6 separate regions of the Homo sapiens genome follow, and regions 1, 2, 4, 5 and 6 are each linked to region 3. A link is an interaction called in ENCODE POLR2A ChIA-PET data of the cell type or tissue named here. Cell type or tissue: CD4-positive, alpha-beta T cell. All regions are shown on one strand. Region 1 overlaps MED15 (mediator complex subunit 15). Region 2 has its middle 71 kb from the start of SERPIND1. Region 3 overlaps KLHL22 (kelch like family member 22). Region 4 holds the start of ZNF74 (zinc finger protein 74). Region 5 overlaps MED15 (mediator complex subunit 15). Region 6 overlaps MED15 (mediator complex subunit 15).

Region 1 (4,000 bases), 100 kb after region 3:
GCTCAGCAGGGAAGCATGTGTTTTGCATTTTGTGTTCTGAGAGCTGCTTCTGCACCCCGCACAGGGTACTGCTGCTGCTACTGGGGCACCAAGTCGCATTCCAAGCAGTGTGGCTGATTGCAGCAGTTCTGTGGGCCCTTTCAGGGTGTGAGCACTTCGACTGATGAGCACCACATGAAAGGATGTGCCAGCTCCGTCAGTGTCTGGTGGTTTGCCAACTACTCAGAGTTAATGTTCTAAGCAAATATCTTTTTTTTTCCTTTACACTCTGCCAAGTCTCAGGAGAACAAAGTTCATTACTATATTTTTGAGAGGAGTATTAATATAAAATACTGTTATTCCTAGTTTCATTTTGTATCTCTGCACAAAGCCAGTCTACTCAGTGACAGGCACAGAGGACAGAGTATGATCACCAGGATGAAGGTAGCTGCATCAAGGGGCCATTTGGACAACTCTTTGGCTCCCTTGGTTTTTGTGGCCTTTTCTGTTTGTGATTCATGAGTGGAATGGGGCCTGAGGCAAGTGTGGGGGTGAACAAGAGGCCTCATAGGCAGACTGGAAGTCTAGGAGAGTTGTGAGGAGCAGATATGCTCACTCATCTGTCACCTGGGAGTCGACACACTGCCTGACCCCGGGGACTGTGCAGACTGAAACCCTTGTGTGCTGCATGGTGGAATGTGCCCTGGCAGGGTTTGCCCTAGTGGCTTGGAGATGTCTAAGGAAGAGCCCGCTGCATGTTGGAATGTGCCCTGGCAGGGTTTGCCCTGGTGACTTGGAGATGTCTAAGGAAGAGCCCCCTGCATGGTGGCGCGGGCCTGTCTCGTCCTTCTGGAGGCCCCTCCATGCAGTGGCTCCACAGTTGCCCCTTTTGCCCAAGTTTGCCCCCCACCCCCACTTTTTTCTTTTGAAGACAGGGTCTCTGTTTTCCAGGCTGGAGTGCACTGATGTGATCAGACCTCCCTGCTCAAGCGATTCTCCCACCTCAGCCTCCCAAGTAGCTGGGGCTGCAGGTGTGCATCCCCACACCTAGCCAAATTTTTGTATATTTTGTAGATATGGGGTTTGGCCGTGTTGCCCAGGCTAGTCTTGATCTCCTGGGCTTAAGCGATCCACTGGCCTTGGCCTCCCAGAATGCTGAGAATACAGACAGGAGCTACTACGCCCTGCCCTCTGCTGGCCGGCTAACCCAGCTTTCCTTCAAGGAATCAGGCTGAGTGAAGCTCTTGTGGACCATCAGCATGCTTGGCCCAGAGGATGAGCAGGCTAGGCTGTAAGCTCTGCATTGGAAGTCGTCAGTGCTTGTGATAGCTGGTGCTGAGGGATGTGTGGAGACATCCCAGTGGGAGGGCCACATTGCCACTTGCCAGAATTGGATTTGAGCTAATGGGATCCTAGATGGCCAGTAAGGTGACATCACAGCACATGAGGTCATGAAAGTCCCATTCCTCACCTCAAGAAAGGCTCCATTTCCTAAGCTTCCACAGGAAGACTAGGCTCTGCTCTCTGACCCAGGTGGTTCCAAATCACATTCTCTCTTTCTCCCTCAAGGTCCGAGCTCCGATGGTGGTGCAGCAGCCCCCAGTGCAGCCCCAGGTGCAGCAGCAGCAGACAGCAGTACAGACAGCTCAGGCTGCCCAGATGGTGGCTCCCGGAGTCCAGGTGAGGGCCTGGGGGTGGAGGGCTCCATAGTCATCAGCAGGTGCATGTTCACCTGCGCATGTAGTGCTACAGTGAGGGTTCTGGTTGGATTAGGGGCTGGGGGCTAAGTTGGTAAAGCAGGGGCTTCTCTCCCCCTTGCACTCTGCAAGACACCCCTGGAGTCCTTGGGGTGGGCAGCTGTGCTTGGTCATGTCTAGGACCCACCAGCCGCATAGTGCGTGTCGTTTCCAGCTTTGCTCGGGCATCCTTCATTATCCCTCTTCCTTGCCACTCTGAGTGACTCTGGGAACATGTATCAGAGAGTAGAAGGCTGCAGTTTTCTCCTCACCTCTCATCTTCCATTTGAGAGTCTGAGTACAGAGCTGACCAGGGTGGAGGGCAGCTTTCTAGACACTCGGAAGCAGATGGGAGCCACATGCAGCAGGAGCGTGGGAGAAGGCATCCTGGTGCTCGCCTGCACTCAGGGACTCCGGCGCTGTGTGGTGAGAAGCGTGCCACTCCCACATTGCTGAGCTTGCTGGTGTGTCACATGTGTGGAATGTGTGTGTGTCTCTGTGTGTCACGTGTTAGTGGAATGCAGATGGCCTTGTCTGGCCTCCTAGTGTCCTGGGATTGGAGGCCCAGGGTTTCTGTACCTTTTCCTATAACCCCTCCTCTCCTTCTTGTGGGGAGACGTACAGTCTGGGGCTTCAGTTTTTCCTCTTTTCACATGATGGTGGAAACACTGTTGGTCCTGACTCGGAAGGGGCGTTGGCTTTAGAAAGAGTCAGAATGTGCTAGTTGATGTGGTAAGACTGTGGCTGGGTCCCAGCCCACAGCTGGCAGTGCGCCTGCACTTTGCTGTCGTCTTAAGGGTACCTGGCCTTGTGGTTTTCTGCAGGCCTGCTGGGCGCAGCGCCTGGGTGCACAGTGCCTCGTGGCAGGCTTCATCTCACGCTTGGGGGGTGCTCAGTAATGTCCTTCATGGTGCCTGCTACCTCTTTTAAGTCCCTGGGAAGCTGCCTGAGGAGGGAATCTGAGGTATTTGGCTGCAGCTGAGGTTAGCATCCTACCTTGGCAGGGCACCAAATGACTTGGGGCCAGGGTCCCCATGTCACATTCTTACTTAGATGGAGCCCTGTATGAAACACACCACAGAACTCACATTTACTTACAGCTGGGGGAGGCTGACCACTTCGTGTGATGAGGTTGGAGGTCTCTGCCACCTCCCTGTGTGTCTCGGCATGTCCTCAGGCCTCGTGGGGGGGCTCCCTTGTCCTGGTCTCATGCAGAGGAAGGACGTGGTGTGTTCAGAGTCAGCTTAGTGGTGGCACATAGTGACTGCCCACCCAGTGGAAGCTGCTACCTTTGCCTCTTTGGACCATCGATCCTCTGTTCAGGACCTCACTTCCTGGAAACTTTTTTTATTTTTTGAGATGGAGTCTTGCTCTGTTGCCAGGCTGGAGTACAGTGGCACGATCTTGGCTCACTGCAACCTCTGCCTCCTGGGTTCAAGTGATTCTCCTGCCTCAGGTTCCCGAGTAGCTGGAACTACAGGCGCGTGCCATCACACCTGGCTAATTTTTGTATTTTTAGTAGAGACATGGTTTCATCATGTTGGCCAGGATGGTCTCCATCTCTTGACCTCGTGATCTGCCGGCCTTGGCCTCCCAAAGTGCTGAGATTACAGGCATGAGCCAATGCGCCCGGCTGGAAACTTCTGTACCGCAGGTCAAGCCCAGCAGGAAAGTGAGAACTGCTCTTTTCTTTATTTCTTTCTGTCTTTTTTTTTTTTTTTTGAGACAGAGTCTGACTCTGTCATCCAGGCTGGATTGCAGTTTTGCGATCTCGGCTCACTGCAACTTCTGCCTCCTGGGTTCAGGCGATTCTTGTGCCTCAGCCTCCCAAGTAGCTGGGACTACAGTTGCACACCACCACACCTGGCTAATTTTTGTATTTTTAGTAGAGATAGGGTTTCACCATGTTGGCCAGGCTGGTTCGAACTCCTGACCTCAAGTGATTCACCCGCCTCAGCCTCCCAAAGTGCTGGGATTATAGGCATGAGCCATCGCACCCAGCCTAGAACTTCTCTTCTCTTCTCTTTTTTCTCTTTTCTTTTCTTTCTTTCTTTCTTTCTTTTTTTTTTTTTTTTTTTTTTTTTTTTTTGACAGAGTCTTGCTCTCTCACCTAGGCTAGAGTGGCTGGAGTGCAGTGGTGCAATCTTGGCTCACTGCAACCTCTGTCTCCCAGGTTCAAGTGATTGTCCTGCCTTTGCTCCCAAGTAGCTGGGACTACAGGCATGCGCCACTATATCCAGCTAATTTTTTTTTCCTCTTGTATTTTTAGTAGAGATGGGCCAGGC
Region 2 (4,000 bases), 240 kb after region 3:
CTGTAATGCCAGCTACTCCGGAGGCTGGGGCAGAGAATTGCTTGAACCCAGTAGGCGGAGGTTGCAGTGAGCCAAGATTGTGCCACTGCACTCCAGCCTGGGCAACAGAGTGAGACTCTGTCTCAGAAAAAAAAAAAAAATTATTAATAGATGGTGACCCTCATCTTCACGTTTTCTGCATCTATTGAAGTGCGCCACTGAGATCGTGGAGTTCTTCCCTGTTTGTCCATATGATGAACAACACTGATTTTCTGATGTTGAACAATCCCTGGAATAAACTCTGTTTGGTTTCCATGGATTTCTGTTTCCCTTTAGATTTTGTTAGTAATTTATTTTGGATTTTTGCATCCAAGTTCATAATTGTAACTGGACAAATAAAGGCAGATTTTAAAAGGACAAGTTGGGAGGCTAAGGCGGAAGGATCACTTGAGCCTGGGAGATTGAAGCTGCAGCTAGCTTCGATTGTTCCACTGTACTCCAGCCTGGTGACAGCAGGACCTGCCTCTAAAATAATAATACTTAAAAGGACGAGTTTACCTACAGTCTCACCAAGCAATGAAAGAGCTTATCTTCTTCCTGTTTCCTTTACGGATCTTGCTCATGTATTTTATCTTAGTTACTTTAGCATAAATGCTAAATCAAATTCTTTTTCACTAGACATCATAATAGCTCTAGGCATACCACATAATACCCAAGCACATTTTAATCATTAAAATTGTTTCCTTTTTTTGTGGCTACTGTAACCACTTCAGCGAACCATTTAGTGTGTAGTGGGTTTAAATTTTTTCTCCTTCCTGGGATAAATTTCCCAGGAGAGGGATAATTGGGTCAAAAGTTACGAACATATTTATGGGTTCTTTTCCACAAGAGATCGATCAGTTTGCAAGTGCCATCTGCACTGTGGGGGAACCAATCTTCAACTTGCCTGCATTTGGTATTAGTATTTCATTAACCTTTCATTGATCTAATTACGGCTCTTTGACACAATTTTCATCAGTGATGGACTAAGTGTGATCCGGCCTGACCCGCCTCCGGCCGGCGTGAGAAGGGGCATGTGTCGGGCTACCCTCGGGCTTCCCCTGCCGCCCATTGTGATCCAGCCCGCTAGGCGCTCCCTGCCGCCCATTGTGACGCCTGCCAGCCGCAGGCTGGGTCCCCGAGGCGGGCGGCATTTAGGCTCGGTCTCCACAGCCATGGCCGCGACGCAGGAGCTGCTGCTGCAGTTGCAGAAGGATAACCGAGATGGTCGCCAGCGGAAGCAGGAGCTAGAGAAGCTGATGCGCGGGCTCGAGGCCGAGAGCGAGAGCCTGCCTCAACCAGCGCCTGCAGGACCTGAGCGAGCGGGAGCGGAGGTGCGCGGGGAACGCCCCTCTACCTGGCGGGCGCGCGAGGGTCGGTCCCGCAGGCAGCGCCGCGAGGTGCTTCGCAGAGTACCAGGCTGATCCGCCCGGGCCCGCATCTCTGCTCTAGGCCCTTGGGAACGGGTGATCCACCCAGCGGACCCAGGTGGGGGACTCGGCCAGGACTTCCCAGTCCTCAATCATGAGCCTGCGGCTGGTCCTTCCTGGCGACTGCGGGATCCTGAGCGACCCAGTCCGCCTTGTAGCGCCAACCTCAGTTTCCCTCTGCAGGCTGCTGCGGAGGCGAAGCCAGGAAGCGCTGCTTCTGCAAGGGGAGGTGCGCGAGGCGGCGCGGGAGCGCGCGCAGCGGGTGCGCAGAAGACTGGAGGAGGCGGAGCGCCACAAGGAGGACTTGGTGAGGAAGAGTCCTGGAATGGGGCTGGACCCAGGGTGGGGTGGGGCAGGGCGGGCGGAAGGGGGCAGGATCCGGGGGTGGGGTGAGGTAGGACCGGCGGTGAGGCCGGCACCGCCCCAGGACCCTGTCCGCAGGAGCAGCACAGCAGGCAGCTGCAGGGCAGTGGGAGGAGCTGTCGAGTCAGGTACGTGCAGGAGATGGGAGGGCCTGTCTCTTGGTTCCTCTCGGAAGTCCTGCCCTTGCCCTCGCTCTCATTGCCTCCCCGTCCCTGTCTCCCCTGACACTCGTTCCTCCAGAAGCCCGGTAAACCCCGTCCTTACGAGCCCCGCCCCTAGCTCTTCTACTACGGAGGGGAACTGCAGAGCCAGAAGAGCACGGAGCAGCAACTCGCAGCCCAATTGGTGACGCTGCAGGTGCTTGAGCGGGACCCTGAGGTCTTTAGTAGGGGCGGAGCAGCAGCGTGAGCGGGGCCGTGACCACCTGGGGGTGTGGCTTAAGGCAGGCCCTGAAGGCGTGGGCGGGGCGGGGATGTGGGCGGGGCATAATCGCCTGGGGGCGGGGCCCTGAGGGCTAGATACGGGCGGAGCGCGGAGGGGGCGGGGCCATGACCAGCTGGGGCGTTGCTTACGACTGGTCCTGAGGACGTGGGCGGGGTCATGATCGCCTGGGGGCGGGCACTGAGGGCCGGGGGCGGGGCCCGGAGGCGCAGCGGGTTGCCGGCCTGCGGACCTCCTGACATTCCCTGGGTCCTTCTCAAGAATGAACTGGAGCTGGCGGAGACCAAATGCGCCTTGCAGGAGGAGAAGCTGCAGCAGGTGAGGGCAGAAGCGGGTTCTGTTGGAGGAGGGTAGGCTTTCGAGTGTGGATGGGGAAGGGCCTGTCGCCCCGCCCCCGCCGAGTCTAACCCGGGTGTCCACACCCAGGACGCGCTGCAGACAGCGGAGGCCTGGGCCATATTCCAGGAGCAGACCGTAGTCCTGCAGGTGCGGCCCCACTCAGACGCCAAGGTGCCTCCCGCCTCTCCTCCCCCAGACCTGGGGCGGTAAGTCTCCCAACCCACCGCCAGGACGCCTCCCCGAGGCCTCAGTCCGCACTCTCACCCGCTCCAGGAGGTGCAGGTGAAGGTGATGGAGGCTGCGGAGGAGCTGGACGCCTGGCAGAGTGGCCGGGAACTGTAAGGGAGTTGGGCTTGCGGGCGCGGCGGGGCACTGTGGGGCCGGGCCGGGCTGGGCTCCCACCTGCATGCCTGTCCCCGCAGGTGTGACGGGCAGCTTCGCAGAGTGCAGTACAGCACCGAGTCGCTCATGGAGGAGATGGCCAGGGCGGACCGAGTGAGCGCCTGCGCGGGTCCGGGCGGGGTGGGCTGGAGCGGGACACCCCTCCCCATCCCCCCCGCGGTACCGCCTCCCCCTCCTCCTGGAAACCGGGCCGGCGCCGCGGGCGCGGAGGTAGCTGGATGCGGCCCTCTCTCCCCGCAGGAGACGCGGCTGTTCGGCGGTCCTCGCGCGCTGGCCATCAGGTGAGCAGGGCGGTGGGCGCGGCCGCGGTCCCCCACGTGCCCGCCCGAGCCGCCGCCCACCTGCCCGCCTTTCGCCCTGCAGGCGCTGCTGACGCTGCCGCTCCTCTTCCTGGGGCTGTCGCTGCTCTGGACGGTGCTGTTGGACCCCGGCGCCGTCTCCGCGTGGCTCTGGAGCCTCACCTCGGAGACGACGCTGCGCCGCCTGCGCTACACGCTGTCCCCGCTGCTGGAGCTGCGCGCTAACGGGCTGCTGCCAACCTAAGTGCAGCGCCCCGCGCCTGGCTCCAGGTGGACTCCAGGGCACCGGCTTTATTTCTGGTGCACTCCTCTCCTGAGAGTGTAGACCAAGGTCGCCTAATAAACTCCTCAAGGGATGAAGCTCGTGGGTTCGTCGTCTGTCTCCCATGTCATGTAGGAGCTTGACTGGCTTTTCAGCCTCCAAAGATTCCTTCCTTTCTTACAGCTCATGGATTTAGATCCACTCCCCAGTATTGTAAACAGCATTTTTAGTTTTTCAGGATACATAATTTGCCATATTGCCAGAAACTTGTACATAGCATTTGACACTTTTTTCTTTGCCAATTTGACAAGCTGCTTTTTTCAAGTATTGTGATTTGAAATTATTTCTACTATATTTGAATTTATTTCTACCATTTGTAACATGTTGATCCTGATTTTTCAATGCTCCCCTTTCCTTCTGTTTGATTATTTGGGAAGTCACACTCT
Region 3 (4,000 bases):
CCAGCCTGGGCAGAAAACAGCGAGACTCCATCTCAAAACAAAAAAACAAAAAAACAAAAAAATTAGCTGGGCGTGGTGGTCGGCGCCTGTAATCCCAGCTATTCAGGAGGCTGAGGCAGGAGAATGGCTTGAACCCGGGAGGCAGAGGTTGCAGTGAGCCGAGATCGTGCCACTGCACTCCAGCCTGGGCGACAGAACGAGACTCTGTCTCAAAAAAAAAAAAAAAAAAATTAAATTTACTTTAAAATATTAGCAGCCATGAAATGCCGAAGGAAAAATTACATTATTATTTAAAAAATTTTTTTTAGAGACAGGGTCTCACTCTGTTGCCCAGGCTACAGTACAGGGGCATGATCATAGTTCACCGAAGTCTAAAACTCCTGGACTCAAGCGATCCTCCTGCCTCAGCCTTCCAAGTAGCCAGGGCTGCAAGCACGTACCATCAGGCCCAGCTAATTTTTTTTTTTTTTTTTTGGTAGAGACGAGGTCTCGCTTTGTTGCCCAGGCTGATCTTGAACTCCTGGGCTCAAAAGATCCTGCTGCCTCAGCATCCCAAAGTGCTGGGATTATTGACATGATCTGCACATAGCCTAAATTATTATTTTAAGTAGGGTCAGGGCACATAGCAACATGTAACCAGCTACTACTAGGTATACCATGTAGTTGGTGTTCAGTAATCCACAGGGCTATGGCTATGGGAAAGGTACAAGGAATGATGCAGATAATATAGATGCAAAGAAAGAAGGAATGAAAGAGAAAAAGTAGTATATTGGAGACAAACACCATTTGCTCCAAGAGAGGAAAGGTTTTTAAATATGCGGTTTCTGCACCAATGCTTTAAGATATAACCTGGTAAGTAATAACTCCTCAAAATGCAAAGCCTAATTTACTGCAAAATCTTGTTTCCTTATATTCTAAAAGCCTATAGCTTTTAGAATTCACCAGTTCTAAGGCTGATGAAATGAGAAAGCAGAGAAAGAACCAAATCTTAGAATATTCAAATTAAGGATTCATCTGGAAGTTTTGAGTCCACTGGAAGGTTAATGATGCCTTCATTCTGGAGAGATGATACATCCCTGGGTTAACCAGTAGGGCTGTGGTCCTTCCTGCCACCTCCACTCTGTGGATACCTACTCTCTCAAGGCAGGTCTTGCCGACCCCACTTGCCATTGTGATCCTACTCTCAGACAGGAGTTTGGGACTGGTTATTGGTTACAGGGTCTAATATTAGCATTACCCAGAGTTCAGCTTTGGTCTCACACCCCTTCACAAGGGGAAATTCAGACTCCTACTTTAAGTGAAAGTGAGATCAATGGCCCATAGCAGGTGGACAGAGGACAGGGGCAGGCAGAATCCCAAGCTGTCACCCCCCTAGGGACAGCTCTGTGGAAACATCCAGCATTACTGCCAAGCACACAGCTGTCTCTACCTTCTGCTAAGGGCCAGAAGCCAAAACACTCTGGAGAGATTGGCTTTGCAGGTCTGTAGGTTACTCTCAGCAGGGTGGTCTGGCCTTGGCCCCCCAACTGGGAAACCGAGCCCCCTAAAAAAGAAGGTTTAAGGTTTGGCCAAAGGGAAGTCTAAACCTAGTGTGGCCACACCCACTGGGGGCACAACTTTGTTTAGAGAGGAAATGAAGGTAGCTGTTTCCTTTTTTCTGAAACCTGCCCTTCCTCATATTTAACCACAATGTGTTATTGCCAACCTCTGAGTCTCATCAGCTTAACAAAGGAGATCACTTCCTGGGGCCAGCAGTAGAGAGGTCGCTGAGAAATGGCCTTCTCCTCCTTGGCCAGGATCACTATGCTTGATTCCAAGTGGCATGGCCAGGCCAGGCCCTACCCCACCCTGACCCCAGAAAATAGAAACATGAACATGAACTCAGTCAGCATCTAGCTCATGGCTGCTGGAAATAGTTGGCAATCTCTCTCTCTCCAACACAGCTCCATCTTTCAGCATGAAGGGTAGGGAGATTTCTCACATGCACCAAGGTAAGGTGGAGGGGTCCCTGGAAATCTAATGGTAGCTGAGTCTTGTGGGCCTGAACCACTGTCCCTTGCTCTGCCCAGAAATGGATTTGTGAGATCACAGCCTAAGTGACTGATGGAGCCAGGCGCATCCTACGGACCACAGCAGTCCACAAAACTCTCTCTTGGGAAAACTGCCTCTTCCCAGGGGAAATTGTGCCAAGTGCGTGGCAGACTGCAGGGCAGAGCGGAAATGTAGCATGAGGCTCGGTGATGCTTGTTGGCCTTTACCACGCCCCTGGGCTGAAGACCGCATGCTGCTCAGGCACAGCAGCAGGAAGCCTGTTCCACCATTAGCAAGCAGGTAAGAGAGAAGAGCAAAGCTGACTGGTGAAGGGAAACTGAAACAACATGCATCAAAGCTCAGAGAGAGCATGATGGAGGGCGAGGCTGCTCAGCTGGCACTGCTCCTAGGTCCTCTCCATCCCAGTCCGACTGCCTTTCCTGCTGTGGGCTCCTCTCCCCTCCCGTCTCCTCCTGCACAATGCACTCGCAACCTAGCCTACCCCAAAGAGGCTGAGCAAGGGTCCAGGGTAAGTGGGTTTCTGAGGAGTAGGGGACATGCAGGAAAGAAGGCGATCCACATGTCCCCTTCTCTTATCTCACTGCTGTCCACCTTCTCTGAATTCACCTAGACTTCATTCCACAATGGCAAGTGATGCTCATGTGAAAGGCTGGGGGGAACCTGACCAGCTCTCTCAGCCCATGACTTCCACACCCTCTCATCACCTGAAGACAAAGGGACCAGCTAGCACCCTGTCCTACCTCCAGCATCGGGACTCTGCTCGAAATCCTTGGACATTGTTGTCCCCTCCAATCAAGTATACGAAGTTGTTGAGCACCGCGATGCCCTGGTTGGACATGCGGGGGGCCAGGGAGGCAGTGAAGTGCTTCCACTCTCCCAGTAAGGGGTTTAGATACTTGGCCTGGTCGCTGAGGACAGTGGACGGCGTGGAGTGAATGCCCCCGAAGCCCACAACGCACTGGAAGTCCGACCGCAGCTCCGTTTGCGGGCTCTGCAGGCTGGGCTGTAGGCTCTCGTTCCGGTGGTACATGAGGGCGCTGGCCACTGTGTCCCTCAAAGGGCTGGGGTCCAGCTTGTCATGCAGCCGCTGCAGGACCTCAGCTTCCATCAGCGGAAACCGCACTGTCTCAAGGAGCTTTGGGGGCTCGTGCAGCGAGATCTGGTCAGCCTGCACCTGCTCCAGGCTATAATGGTAGAGAAGGGCCCCCTCATATACCTCGGTCTCGCAGGAGACCTCCAGGCGATTGCTGCTGAGGAGGGAGTAGACCTTCTCCAATGGAAGCTGGCGGTACTTGTCAGTCCGAGAGAAGGCCACAAAGTTTTTGAGGATATAGGTGTCCAGTTGCTCAGTCAGGCGGCTCAAGTCAAACAGCTCTGCCAGCCGGTAGACATCGAGAATGTTCTCTTCGTCCACCCAGGACATGAGGAAATCACAGCAGAAATGGATAATTTCTGGGATCTGCAGAGAGAATGACACCCATTCAAGCCTGGGCTGGTGAACAGCATCTGGGGGTGGGAGAGAGAATGATGGCAGAAATACGGGCTGTTGTGGGCCAGGCAAAGCAGAAGGGAAGTCCTCCTTAATTGTCCCCGACCTTTTCTGACACACTGGAGACTGGGGCTTACTGCAGACTAGGTTTAAGTCCTGGTTTGGAAACATACTGGGTGACAGGATATACAGCATGTTTTTTTTTGGTTTTGTTTTGCTTTTCTTTGAGACAAAGTTTCGCTCTTGTTGCCCAGAATGGAGTGCAGTGGCAGAATCTCGGCTCACTAACACCTCCCCCTCCCGGGTTGAAATGATTCTCCTGCCTCAGCCTCCCGTACAGAATGTTTTTAACCTCTCTAAGCCTCAGTCTCCTCATCTATAAAACGGGGATCATTAAAGTGAAGAGGAACATGATGAAAATGAGAGAGCACATAGGAGTGGACCCTTGATATATGTCAG
Region 4 (4,000 bases), 70 kb before region 3:
CAAACCCTGAGCTAGACACAGAGTGCTGATTGGTGTGTTTACAAACCTTGAGCTAGATACAGAGTGCCGATTGGTGTATTTTCAACCCCTTAGCTAGACATAAAGGTTCTCCAAGTCCCCAGCAGAGTAGCTAGATACAGTGTCGATTGATGCATTCACAAACCCTGAGCTAGACACAGGGTGCTGATTGGTGTGTTTACAAACCTTAAGCTAGACACAGAGTGCCCACTGGTGTATTTACAATCCCTTAGCTAGACATAAAGGTTCTCCAAGTCCCCACCAGACTCAGAAGCCCAGCTGGCTTCACCCAGTGGATCCCGCACCGGGGCCGCAGGTGGAGCTGCCTTCCAGTCCCGCGCCGTGCGCCCGCACTCCTCAGCCCTTGGGTGGTCGATGGGACTGGGCGCCGTGGAGCAGGGGGCGGCGCTTGTCGGGGAGGCTTGGGCCGCGCAGGAGCCCACGGCGGTGGGTAGGCTCAGGCATGGCGGGCTGCAGGTCCCGAGCCCTGCCCCGCGGGGAGGCAACGAAGGCCCGGCGAGAAGTCGAGCACAGCAGCTGCTGGCCCAGGTGCTAAGCCCCTCACTGCCCGGGTCCGGCTGGCAGCTCCGAGTGCGGGGCCCGCTGAGCCCACGCCCACCCGGAACTCGTGCTGGCCCGCAAGCGCTGCGCGCAGTCCCGGTTCCCGCCCGCGCCTCTCCCTCCACACCTCTCGGCAAGCTGAGGGAGCCGGCTCCGGCCGCAGCCAGCCCAGGAAGGGGCTCCCACAGTGCAGCGGTGGGCTGAAGGGCTCCTCAAGCGCGGCCAGAGTGGGCGCCAAGGCCGACTAGGCGCCGAGAGCGAGCAAGGGCTGTGAGGACTGCCAGCACGCTGTCCCCTCTCACTGGGTTGCTATTAAAAATGGGCGCTGAATATAAAAATTAACCGGGCGTGGTGGTGCATGTCTGTAAGTCCCAGCTACTCCGGAGGCTGAGGTGGGAGAATAGTTTGAGCCCGAGAGACTGAGGCTACGGTGAGCCGTGATTGTGCAACTGCACTCCAGCCTGGGCGACAGAGTGAGACCCAGTCTCAAAACAAAATCAAACACGGGCGCTGCCCTGGGCAGGGGAGGTCTGGGCACAGCTGTGCTGATGTGGGCAGTGGACAGGTGTCACGTGAGAGCCTGTGGCCAAGCCTAAGCTGCGGTTAAGGTGGGAGGCTGAAGGGTTTGGAGTGTGCACCACCCCGGACCACCTCTCAGTAGGAATGTGGCAATGCACTTCGGTGCTGGATTCCTACTTCTGGCTGTGTGATTTGCGACACGTTACCCCACGCACCTGTACCACAACTTCCTCATCTCCCAAATGGGATGACAGTAGTTAGCAAACCTCCCTGGACTGCTGTGAGCATTCTGCCAGAAAAATGTACTCCAAGCTCTTGAAGTAGGCCTGGCGTTTGGTTGGTGCTCAGTACATATTCAATGTTTCTGTCGCTGGCGTCATCACTGTGTTCATGGCAGAGCTCTGTGCCGCCAGGACTGGGCCGCCACCCAGACCTTCCTTTCCCGCCCCAGGGGTGAACTGTGGACAGGACCCTCTGGGGGGACTAGGCCAAGGCTCTCCCACCTCTGGGGACCCGCGCCCATGGGCCTCAGATATGTGGCTCGAGAAGGGGGAGTGGGGGCAGGGCCCCTGGAAAACCCCTCGAGGCCAGACCCACCACTCCCAATATCCGTAAGACCAGGGGCTTGAGTCTTTCCTGCAGACAGATGTGGGCAGGAACCCACCCGACTCCCAGCTACGTGGGGACGTGGACGAACTAACAGGACAAATTCTAGTTCCTGGACACCGCCCTCCCAGTATCCTCGCAATTAGACACCCATGCAGCGGCACTACACTGATCCGCACACGGAGATACACAGCGACATCCGCCCGCAAGAGCATGGTGGGTGCCGGAGCTCCCGGCTGTGGGCCCAGGAACTACATTTCCTAGAAGGATGTGCTAGATACTCGTTCGCGTCGGGACGCAAGCACCGGCCCGAACTCGCTCTAGGAAATGGAGTCTGACGCCTGCGCGGCGCAAACGCTCCCGGGAGGTGTAGTTTGCGCCTATTTCGCGCAGGCGCGCTTTCCCGCAGCGGCCGCCTGCTGCTCTTTGTGGCAGTCGCAGTCCTTTTGTGGGAGTCCGGTCTGTCCACTTGCCGGTCCCTCAGACCGTCGGCGGTCTCTGTCCGCTTCGGGACCTGTCCGCTGGTCGCTCCGCGTCCGATGGCTCCTGGCCGCGGAACCTTAGGCCTGGCCCTGGTCTCCGAGCGCGGGTTCGCCGGGAGGAGCGTGTGGCGGGGGTGTGCCGGGGCGTGAGTGCGCCGAGCATGGGGCTGAGCCTGGTGTGGGGAGTGGGTATCTGCGGAGCCGGCCTGAACCCCACCTCAGCCGGGCGCGGGGAGGGGGCTCCGTGCGTGTGATCGTGCAGCTGTGAGCGCGTGGCCGCCCCGCGGGGCTCCGCTGCAGGCCCCTCAGCCCCAGGAGCAGTACTCGCTCTTCAGGGCCTGCCCTGGATCCTGGAGGCTACACAGCTGCCCACTCCTCCTGGGGAGGCTGCCGTGGAGGCCATGGAGATCCCTGCCCCGGAGCCCGAGAAGACAGGTACAGCTTCACTCTTGTAGTCAGTATGTCTGTGGATTTGCACTTGAGGATATTGACACTCAGAGAGATCAGGCCAGTTTCCCAGAAGCATCCAGCATCTTTTTTTTTTTTTTTAAATGGAATCTCACTCTGTCACCCAGGCGGGAGTGGTGCAATGGCTTGATCTCCGCTCACTGCAACCTCTGCTTCCCGGGTTCAAACTATTCTCCCGCCTCAACCTCCCAAGTAGTTGGGATTGCAGGCGCGCGCCACCACGCCCGGCTAATGTTTGTATTTTTAGTAGAGACGGGGTTTTGCCATGTTTCCCAGGCTGGTCTTAAGCTCAAGCGATCCGCCCGCCTCGGCCTCCCAAAGTGCTGGGATTACAGGCGTGAGCCATCGCTCCTGGCCTCCTGCTTCTTTCTTCCCCGCGCCCAATCATTTGTTCCCACTCAGACGTGCTTGATTGGGGGTAGCAGCTCTTTTCGTCATGAATTGGAGTGTCTGAGACACAGGCAGATTATTCCTCGATGCTGTTTCTGTTGGTGCTAGCTACTGGGGCTCGTTCCCCACCTGGCCTTGCTGGCAGGTTCTGCCTCCTCTCTGATTCTCACTTGTGCCACGACAGGTGGGCTTTAAGCTCAGCCGTGAGCCTGGTAGCCGTGACCTTGACTCATTTCTCCTTCGCCAGCTCTTTCCTCTCAGGATCCTGCTCTTTCCCTGAAAGAGAATCTCGAGGATATATCGGGTTGGGGTCTTCCCGAAGCCAGGTCCAAGGTGAGTGGCTGTGTGTTCTTCCTTCTTTATGAAGAGGGTTGGCACATTCCCTCCCCAGCCCTGGATCGTCAGCCTTCCACAGACCTTCACCCGGGTACCTGCTGGCCAGTCCTCAGGAAGCTCTGGGCAGTGGGAACAGCTCCAAGTGAAGAGTCCAGATGTTGCCCGAGGTGTGCCCTCGAGATGTGCTCTATTGAATGTCTCGCCCAGTCCAATTCAGTGGGTCAGTTGCTGGGGATCTCTCTGCCCAGCGCTGTGCTGGGAGCTCTGAGGAGTGGTTTTAGTGGAATCTGAGAAAGTAGTTGACGGCTCACATGGGGTCGCTTTGCCTATCCACGTGCTGGCCAGGGGTTGGTGCAGGATGTTTGCACGGTTGGTTTACTGGGACTGGAATCAGACAGGGGCACGTGGAGCAGCTCAGGAAGGGCTGGATTGCAGCACTTGGTTAAGAGTGGCGGTAGGGGACACATCCCTGTGTGCTTTCCTCTGTACCCAGCCCCTGGCATGGGGCCTTCATGGAGAGTCCTGGAGATTTAGAGAATCTGGGGGCTCAGCAAGGAATTGGCCCTGGGAACTTCTGCAGCCAAATGGGACCCAGATCCCTCCTTTTACAGACTGTGAAC
Region 5 (4,000 bases), 94 kb after region 3:
CAGGCGTGAGCCAACGCGCCTGCCCTTAGGACCTATCTTGATGTATCCTTGAGTCCCATCAACATTTCTTAGAGTGTGCTGTGCCCACTGCAAAGTGCTTTAGTGTTTTTTTCCCCTTTCATGTAACTTTTTATTTTTAAAATAGGAGTCACAGGAAGTTGTGGAATAGCATAGAGAGTTCCCACATGCCCTTTACCCAGCTCTCCCCAATAATAGTATCTTACATAGAACATTGTCAAAACCAAGAAATTAATGTTGAGGCAGTGTAATCACCTCAGTTAGAGACTTAGCTTGGACTTCATCAGTTTTTTTTTTTTTTTTGAGACAGAGTTTCACTCTTGTTGCCCAGGCTGGAGTGCAGTGGTGTGATCTCAGCTCACTGCAACTTCTGCCTTCCGAGTTCAAGCAGTTCTCTTGCCTCAGCCTCCGACTACCTGGGACTACAGGCGCCTGCCACCATGCCCAGCTAATTTTATATTTTTAGTGGAGATGGGGTTTCACCATGTTGGCCAGGCTGGTCTCAAACTCCTGACCTCAAGTGATCTTCTCTCCTGAGCCTCCCAAAGTGCTGGGATTACAGACGTGAGCCATCACGCCCAGCCGACTTCATCAGTTTTTTTACACTCATTCTTGGGCTACATATATGGGTATGTGTAGGTCTGTGAGATTTTACCACGTGTCAAATCAAGTAGCCATCACCACAATTGGCATGCGGAGCCGTTCCATTACCACCAACCAACTCTCTTGTGTTACCTCTCAGAGATCGCGCCCTCCCTCCAGCCTTAAGCAGTGACAATTGCTGATCTGTTGTGTGTCTCTGTAGTTCTGTCCCTTTGTGAATGTTGTATAAATGGAATCATACCATATGTGACTTTTTGAGATTGGCTTTTTAAATTCAATCTGATACCCTTGAGACCCAGCCAGGTTTTATCAGTAATTCATTCCTTTTCATCACTAAGTAGTGTTCCATGGAACGGATTTTCCACAGTTTGCTTATTCATTCACCCATGAAGGACATTTGGGTTGTTTCCTGCTTTTGCTTACTATTATGCAAACAAAGCTGCTGTGGATATCTGTGTACAGGCTTCAGTGCTTCAATATATTTTTGTCACACATCCCTCATGATAACCCTATGAAGAGGGCAGCATCGCCCCCTCTGCTTTGTCAGTGTAGCAGCTGCTAAGGAGAACTGGAGTCACACCCCAGGCCAAGAGCTGGGATCGAAGCTGCTGCCTGACCCCATCCTCACACTCCTACCCTATCCTGTGTCAGGTTTCCTCTTCTTTGGGGCCATAGGCATCCTCATTTCTACCCACTCCTGCTCTGGAATCTTCCTCCATCCCAAGCCACCTTCCCTTCTCATACCTTAATTCTCCTCTTACTTCCTGTTGTCTAACTCTCAGCACGTGCTGGTTTCCTCATCCTAGAACAATCTGCCTGGTTCTTCGTCCCAAGCTCTCATTACCTCACTATTTTTAGCACATCAGATAAGTACACCAGCTGGGTTTAGGGAGGACCCACAGAAGTGCCGGCTCAAGTTCCTTGTCACGTTCTACTCTTGTGTACTTGGTGCATTTTTTTTTTAATCATGAGCTTATACTTGATAATAAATTGTTTTTAAATGTATGAGTTTAGAATGCTCACATGAGTTGCCTTGTCATCCCACTTCAGAGACTTTGTCTTAAACCAGTTCTTTGTCAGAAGTTCAGTGGTGAAGCTTGATATCCTGCCCACGCCCTCCCCAGTCTGGCCTTGGCCCCCACATCCTGTTTTTAGCTTCCAAGGGGACTGGTCTTCTGTGTGGCACTAGTTGAAAGTTACAGTGGGGGCTGGGCACGGTGGCTCACGCCTGTAATCCCAGCACTTTGGGAGGCTGAGGCGGGCGGATCACGAGGTCAGGAGATCGAGACCATCCTGGCTAACACGGTGAGACCCCGTCTCTACTAAAAATACAAAAAATTAGCCGGGCGTAGTGGTGGGTGCCTGTAGTCCCAGCTACTCGGGAGACTAAGGCAGGAGAATGGCATGAACCTGGGAGGCGGAGCTTGCAGGGGGCGAGATCGTGCCACTGCACTCCAGCCTGGGCAACAGAGCGAGACTCTGTCTCAAAAGAAAAAAGAAAAAGTTACAGTGGATTCTCTACTTCAGGATCTTGTTACCACCTTTGTCAGAGGCCAACTCTCCCTGCCCTTCACCACTTGCCTCCCTGGTCTCCCTGAAACTAGTAGTGTTGTCTGATGGGCATTTGATACCCCTTCCTGACACCTTTCCCAAAGACTACTGCATGATTAAGGCCCTTTCAGATCTTCATCTAGTGCCACCAAGAGGACAGAGCCTGGGTCAGAGGTTTTGCCAGGGACTCTCAAAGGGTAGGCCAGGGGACATTGTGATAGTTTTCAGGTGACCCAGGTTAGTCGGAAAAGGCTGAAACTGCTGGTTGTTCCTATGGCTGGGGCTGCAGTACAGAGTTGGAAGCAAAGCTTTTCACTCTGCGCATTTTTGTTTCTCATGAGTTTTATATGACGTGCATGTAAAGCCGACTTTAAAAATAATTTCTACTGCCAGTTGTGTGATGGACTGGGGTGCTGAGGACATGTTCTCCTCCTGGATAACTAGGTTCTGGTTAGGATGCACTTTGGAATGCTGGCCTGCAGCAGTTGGGGAGGCTTTGTCCTCCTGAGCCTCAGCTGCTGCAAGGTGGGGGAAGAAAGCTTGGGATTCCTGTAGTCAGCCAGGATTTGTGCTGGGTCCTGTGTCACCCCCCATACCCCCCAGAAGCAGGTGCAGATTGGAGCAGGTGCGGATTGGAGGAACATGTCCCCAGTGTAAGACCTGTGACAGTTGCACATTAAGGTCAAGCAATCAGCATACAAAGATCACCAGCCTTGAAGGGAAGGAGAGACACCATGAAGGTGAACAGAAAAAATAGACACATGTAGGCATGCCCAGTGACCACACACACAGGAACTGTTAGTTATGGGCCATGGGGTATATAAAGAAATAAAGTGGAGAGCCGGGCACAGTGGCTCACGACTACACTCCTGGCTACTCGGGAGGCTAAGGCAGGGGGATTGCTTGAGGCCAGGAGTTTGAGGCTATGGTGAACTATCATTGCACCACTGCACTCCAGCCTGGGGGATAGAACGAGACACCATCTCTGAAAAAATAGAAAACAAAAAGGAAAAGAAAGAGCAGAAATTCAAATGAAAAAGCATCATCAGGAGCAATGAAGCAGATTTGAAACGGAACCAAATGAAAGCTGTAGAAATGAGCAATATAATTATTGAACGAAGAAAGTGGATGAATGAACAGCGCATTAGATACAGCTGAAGAAAGAATTTGTGTAATAGAAGCTACATTTGAAGAAATTATCTAGAATGTAGCACAGAGAAGAGCACATGGAAAATGTGAAAGCAAGGGTAAGAAATGAGGATAAGATCAGAAATTCTAATTGGCATCCAAGCAAAGCCCCGGAAGGATCAAATGGAGAGAATGGAAGAAAACAATATGTGAGGGGATAACTACTGAGAAAAGCCCATCTGGCCCCAACCAAGTTAGCCATCTCATCTGCTGTGAGACTGCAGAGCACCAAAGGCCAGAGGAATGTCTTAGAAATAGGCAGTTCCTGCAAAGGAGCAATGAGTACACTCAGCAGTAGAGTCAGAAAGGTAATAGAATATTGTTAAAGCATTGAGAATAGAGCTGCCAGTCACATTTGTATGCCAGCAAGACTCAAGGATGTGGAAAGCAAGCCATTTTTAGATAAACCTAGCCTTAGAGACCATCACTAAAAGATTTTCTAAAGGATATATCTTTTTTTATCCTTTTTCCAATAAGCCTTTTGCACTCTTAGATATATTCTTTTGTTTATCCTTTCCTCTTCCCTCTCAGGTGATACAAGGTAAAATGGGAAAAGAAACGTTGAGCATAGGTGATAGTAAATGTGTATAAATCTAAAGCAGTGATTCTCACCCAGGGTGACATTCCACCACAGGGGATA
Region 6 (4,000 bases), 86 kb after region 3:
TGAGTTGCCCAGGCTGAACTCCTGGGTGTAAGCAATACTCCTACTTTATCCTTCCAAGTAGCTGGGATTACAAGACTGTGCCACTGTGCCTAGCTTTGATTTGTTTTTTTTGTTTTTTGTTTTTTGTTTTGAGACAGAGTTTTCACTCTTGTTGCCCAGGCTGGAGTGCAGTGGCGTGATCGCGGCTCACTGCAACCTCTGCCTCCTGGGTTCAAGCAATTCTCCTGCCTCAGCCTCCCAAGTAGCTGGGATTACCGGCATGCGCCACCAGGCCTGGCTAATTTTTTTTGTATTTTTAGTAGAGATGGAGTTTCACCATGTTGGCCAGGCTGGTCTTGAATTCCTGTCCTCAGGTGATCCTCCTGTCTTGGCCTCCCAAAGTGCTGGGATTACAGGTGTGAGCCAAGGTGCCCGACTTGATTTGGCTTTATCTTCTCAATAGTAAAAGATTTATGTGCTTCTGAAGTGAAAACCCATAACACTGTGGATTTAGAGAGGGCACATTTCCAGCCCAGTTCCTGATACTTGCTGGGTTGTCGATTTTCAATTTTGGTGTATCTTTCCAGTGTTTCTCATGGCAGATTTAAGCAAATATGTGTGTTTACGTTCCACAGGTCTTATATAAAAGGTGTATGTCATGCAGTGTATGTGGCACGGAGCACGTGTTTCTATCCTTTCTCCTTCCTTGTGTTCACTCCACAATATGTTGTGAGGCACTTGTGCAAGATTTCCACATGTCAAGCAAGTGTGGAAATTCTATGAAGCTTTTAACTTTTTGAGGTGGGGTCTCACTCTGTCGCCCAAGCTGGAGTGCAGTGGAGTGGTCACAGCTCATTGCAGCATTGATCTCCCAGGCTCAAGCCTCAGCCTCCCACTTTGAGGCCACTGGCGTGTGCTACCACACCAGGGTAATGTTTGTTTGTTTGTTTGTTTTGTAGAGATGGTGTCTTACTATGTTGCCCAGGCTGGTCTTAAACTCCTGGCCTCAAGGGACCCTCCTGCCTTGGCTTCCCAAAATGTTGGAATAATAGATGTGAGCCTCCACGATTGGCCTCTATGGAGTTTTTTAAGGTTTCTGTTTTCTTATCTGTAAACTGGATGTGTTAGTAGTACCTGCCTCTGGGTGGTTGGGAGAAATCAAGGCGATAATGCATGTGAATTGATGACTCCTGTGTCTGGCACTGTAAAGTGCCAAGTGCTAGCTGTTACTGTCATGATGTTCATTGTTTATGGTTTGTAATACTCAGCCTCAGGTACAGCTGGACACTTATATTTTGATAGCCAGCAGGGGAGCTGGAGCAGACCAAGTGAAGATAGGGAGTTTCCTGACTCTTTAGCCCTTTTTTCTGCAGCAGTTCTAGGGGAGTTGGTGTGCTTTGGAGCAGAAAGGGGCATAATAATCTGTCCATCTGGATGGGGGTGGGGGTGGATGGTGAGGAGTCAGGAGTGAAAGAGCCCAGCCAGGGGGATCAGAGGCGCAGTTTCAGATCCAGGGCTTTCTCCCCTGGAAAGGAGTTGTTGTGGTTGACCCATTGCGTTCAGCCCCTAGATGTTCCTAGATAAACCTGCCTTTGGGGGAATGTAGGAAGTATCATCGCCCACAAGAAAGCTCCTTGGCTGGCAGCATGACAGCTTCCTGTGCTTGTTTCTCACATCAGGCGTCCCCTCCCTCCCCGCTCCCCACTAAGCCTCCTCACGCTGGTCTGGTAGCAGAGCTGGAGCAGATGGCAGTGGCTGCGCCTACTGTGGGTCAGGAGTGGTGCTGGGCACTGCAGGATGATGATGCCTGCCCACTGCATTCCAGGTGCTGGGCTGGCAGTGGGTCTTGCTCAGCCCTGGTGTTATGCAGAAGGGCTTTGGTGACATGGTCCTGAGCCTTGTTTGAGTGTCTTATGTCTAAGTAAAAGTATCTTGTTGCTTTTGAAACCTACTTCCCCTTGTTTTACCTTTTATGGATGTGGAGAAAACAAATTCATTTAAAGTATCGCAGACCTAAAAAATGGTCCAGGGCCTTAGGAGCTGTGAGGTGTTGACCTGGCTGGCCCCCAGGCCCTTCTCCCCTCATACATGGCCACCTTGCTTCTGTTCCTGAGTGTCCTCAGGTTCCCACACCTCCATTGCCCCCATTCTCATACCACTGTCCTTCAGGGACAGGCTGCCTGTGGGCCCCCTTCACACGCACATCAGCTTTCCTATCAGTAATTGATGGGGATAGCCGGAAGCTGGGCGTGTTGACAGAACTGCCTTGGTGTCCCCTTGTTCTGGCCAGGCCTCGCTGCTTATCCCAGCTTTTCCTCTCCCCTGGGCCTTTCTTCTTCATGTTGTCCTGTGCTAATTCCCCGAGCTGAAAAAAAGAAGTGGGGTAGAGTTTGGAGATAGATGTGGGATGATAAAGATTTCAAAAGTGTCTTTGTATTTTTACACTCATCTGAGACCACTTTTCATCATCCTTCCCTCTGCCCTGCCATCTTATGAGTGTAGTGGATGGACTCTGAGTGTCACAGTGACTCAGGAGGAAGGTTGGGTGAGCAGGGCACGGAGCCGGGGCTTTGCCCCTTCCAGGCTGCCCTGCCAGAAGGATGGGCACTTCAGCAGAAGACAAGGATGCTTCTCTGAAATAAGACTTTACCTCAGACATCCGTGTATTGACCACAAGACCAACTCACAGTAGTGATTTCCCTGAAACACTTGGGAGTGAGTGTCCTTGGGGCCAAAGAGGACAATGGGTGGGAGGCAGCCCCTGCCAGACAATCTCAGAAACACAGCAGCTTGCATATAGCGGGCCTTGGCAGCCAGTGGCCTTCACCTCACCTGAGAGTGGGCTTCACCCTCTGCCTTGCCTGTGCGTAAATGGAGATGAACACAGATTCTCCCGGAAAGCGCAGCCAGGGGAGGGCCGCCCAGATTTTCAGCAGATACTGCGTCATCAGTGAAAAGGCAGCAACAGGCTGGGCTGAGAAATGAAAGCCCTTCTTTACAGATAGTGCAAAGACACAGCGGCCCACCCACGGCTGCCTCTGACAGGCCTTGTGCCCTCAGGCCAGCGCCTCATCACCCCCAACCTGCCTGTCCCCTTTGTGATGAAGAGAGGGCACTCAAGATGGCTCCCAGCTCTCTCAGCTGAGTGCCTTTCCATCAGGGGAGAGGAGTGGCCGTTGGAGGCTCTCTGTCCCCTTCTTGTTTCTTTGTGCCTGTTATTGGCCAGCCTAGCTGAGCACTGACGGCTCTCTTCCGAGAGGCGGATTCCAGAGGAGGCCGAGCAAGCGTCTGAATCTGCCTTGCAGGATGGGCTTCAGCTCGGTGCCAGCAGGCGAGGGGGCGGGAAGGGGGAGTCCGATGACTGCGCTTCTTCATCTGGTATTAAACTGCTTCCTGTTTTTACTTTTAGGACGAATACCTTTCTCTCGTGGCCAGGCTCATTATCCATTTTCGAGACATTCGTAAGTAAGATTTTGCATTTCTGGGTTGTTGAGATCTCTGTGAGAGGCCAGCCCTGACGCTGCCTCGGCAGAGCTTTCTGGGCAGGCCGTGGTGCCTGAGTCAGAAGGTCTGTGTCACCTCACTTGCTTCTGGGAAGTTCTTCACTGCCTTGCATTTGACTCCAGATCCCTCCATCCTCCCAGAGCCTTGGCCTCAAAAATGCTGATTCTAGCATCATGGAAATGCTGTCCTCAAAGTGGTCTAAACGGGTTGCTGCTTCACTTGCTCACTTAATCTCCCTTTTCATAGGGCTGTTGTTTTTACTTCTGGGAAGTTCTGTTTACCCTGGAACAGAAACTCTCTTCCCTAAAAGTTGATTTTATTGACCCATGGAGGCCAGAGACACTTAGGCATATTTTCCCTCCAGACTAGAAGCTTCTGAGGAGGACCTCCTGAGTCTGCACCCTGGCTCCCTGCTGTGCTGAGGGCCCCCGTGTTAACCTCACGTTGTGCCTCCTCTGATTCAGAGGGCCCAGTGTGGTTCTGTCAGCCAGGCAGTGGCCCCAGCTCTACAGAAATG

What was found. Peaks named below come from ENCODE experiments on the same cell type or tissue, not always from the same donor. Only the 100,000 strongest peaks of a DNase experiment are listed, where the experiment ranks them.
Region 1: POLR2A ChIA-PET joins it to region 3 with 20 read pairs; 10 of 35 experiments call an interaction of 5 or more read pairs at or near these places.
Region 2: POLR2A ChIA-PET joins it to region 3 with 18 read pairs; 5 of 35 experiments call an interaction of 5 or more read pairs at or near these places.
Region 4: POLR2A ChIA-PET joins it to region 3 with 21 read pairs; 8 of 35 experiments call an interaction of 5 or more read pairs at or near these places.
Region 5: POLR2A ChIA-PET joins it to region 3 with 67 read pairs; 10 of 35 experiments call an interaction of 5 or more read pairs at or near these places.
Region 6: POLR2A ChIA-PET joins it to region 3 with 56 read pairs; 10 of 35 experiments call an interaction of 5 or more read pairs at or near these places.

The regions. Positions count from the first base shown.
Region 1 is chr22:20,566,973-20,570,972 of GRCh38, forward strand. MED15 (mediator complex subunit 15) reads left to right here. Exons shown (of 18, transcript NM_001003891.3): 8 at 1,549-1,659. Among named protein-coding and RNA genes, the nearest start is that of MED15, 61 kb to the left of the region's middle. In CD4-positive, alpha-beta T cell, no CTCF peak of the experiment used is centred here; DNase peaks (open chromatin) are centred at 159 and 2,479; H3K4me3 peaks cover 1,977 bases; H3K27ac peaks cover 1,520 bases.
Region 2 is chr22:20,700,955-20,704,954 of GRCh38, forward strand. It overlaps the pseudogene TMEM191A. Among named protein-coding and RNA genes, the nearest start is that of SERPIND1, 71 kb to the right of the region's middle. RefSeq lists silencers at 1,765-1,834, 2,565-2,714 and enhancers at 2,065-2,174, 2,273-2,845. In CD4-positive, alpha-beta T cell, no CTCF peak of the experiment used is centred here; DNase peaks (open chromatin) are centred at 1,697, 1,977, 2,347, 3,027 and 3 weaker places; H3K4me3 peaks cover 2,439 bases; H3K27ac peaks cover 732 bases.
Region 3 is chr22:20,462,066-20,466,065 of GRCh38, forward strand. It overlaps KLHL22 (kelch like family member 22), which reads right to left. Exons shown (of 7, transcript NM_032775.4): 4 at 2,793-3,511. All of the region lies in intron 1 of LOC124905085 (a long non-coding RNA gene), which reads left to right. Among named protein-coding and RNA genes, the nearest start is that of SCARF2, 26 kb to the left of the region's middle. RefSeq lists an enhancer at 2,161-2,350. In CD4-positive, alpha-beta T cell, no CTCF peak of the experiment used is centred here; DNase peaks (open chromatin) are centred at 1,666 and 2,296; H3K4me3 peaks cover 510 bases; H3K27ac peaks cover 2,987 bases.
Region 4 is chr22:20,392,042-20,396,041 of GRCh38, forward strand. It overlaps ZNF74 (zinc finger protein 74), which reads left to right and starts at 2,110. Exons shown (of 5, transcript NM_003426.4): 1 at 2,110-2,621; 2 at 3,292-3,377. The coding sequence starts at 2,588. RefSeq lists enhancers at 1,220-2,209, 1,611-1,680, 2,151-2,290. In CD4-positive, alpha-beta T cell, no CTCF peak of the experiment used is centred here; a DNase peak (open chromatin) is centred at 2,020; H3K4me3 peaks cover 1,572 bases; H3K27ac peaks cover 955 bases.
Region 5 is chr22:20,555,998-20,559,997 of GRCh38, forward strand. All of the region lies in intron 5 of MED15 (mediator complex subunit 15), which reads left to right. Among named protein-coding and RNA genes, the nearest start is that of MED15, 50 kb to the left of the region's middle. In CD4-positive, alpha-beta T cell, no CTCF peak of the experiment used is centred here; DNase peaks (open chromatin) are centred at 1,199 and 1,674; H3K4me3 peaks cover 822 bases; H3K27ac peaks cover 2,533 bases.
Region 6 is chr22:20,548,048-20,552,047 of GRCh38, forward strand. It overlaps MED15 (mediator complex subunit 15), which reads left to right. Exons shown (of 18, transcript NM_001003891.3): 3 at 3,389-3,440. Among named protein-coding and RNA genes, the nearest start is that of MED15, 42 kb to the left of the region's middle. RefSeq lists enhancers at 1,186-2,176, 3,259-3,348. In CD4-positive, alpha-beta T cell, no CTCF peak of the experiment used is centred here; DNase peaks (open chromatin) are centred at 1,644, 2,914 and 3,404; H3K4me3 peaks cover 2,721 bases; H3K27ac peaks cover 3,231 bases.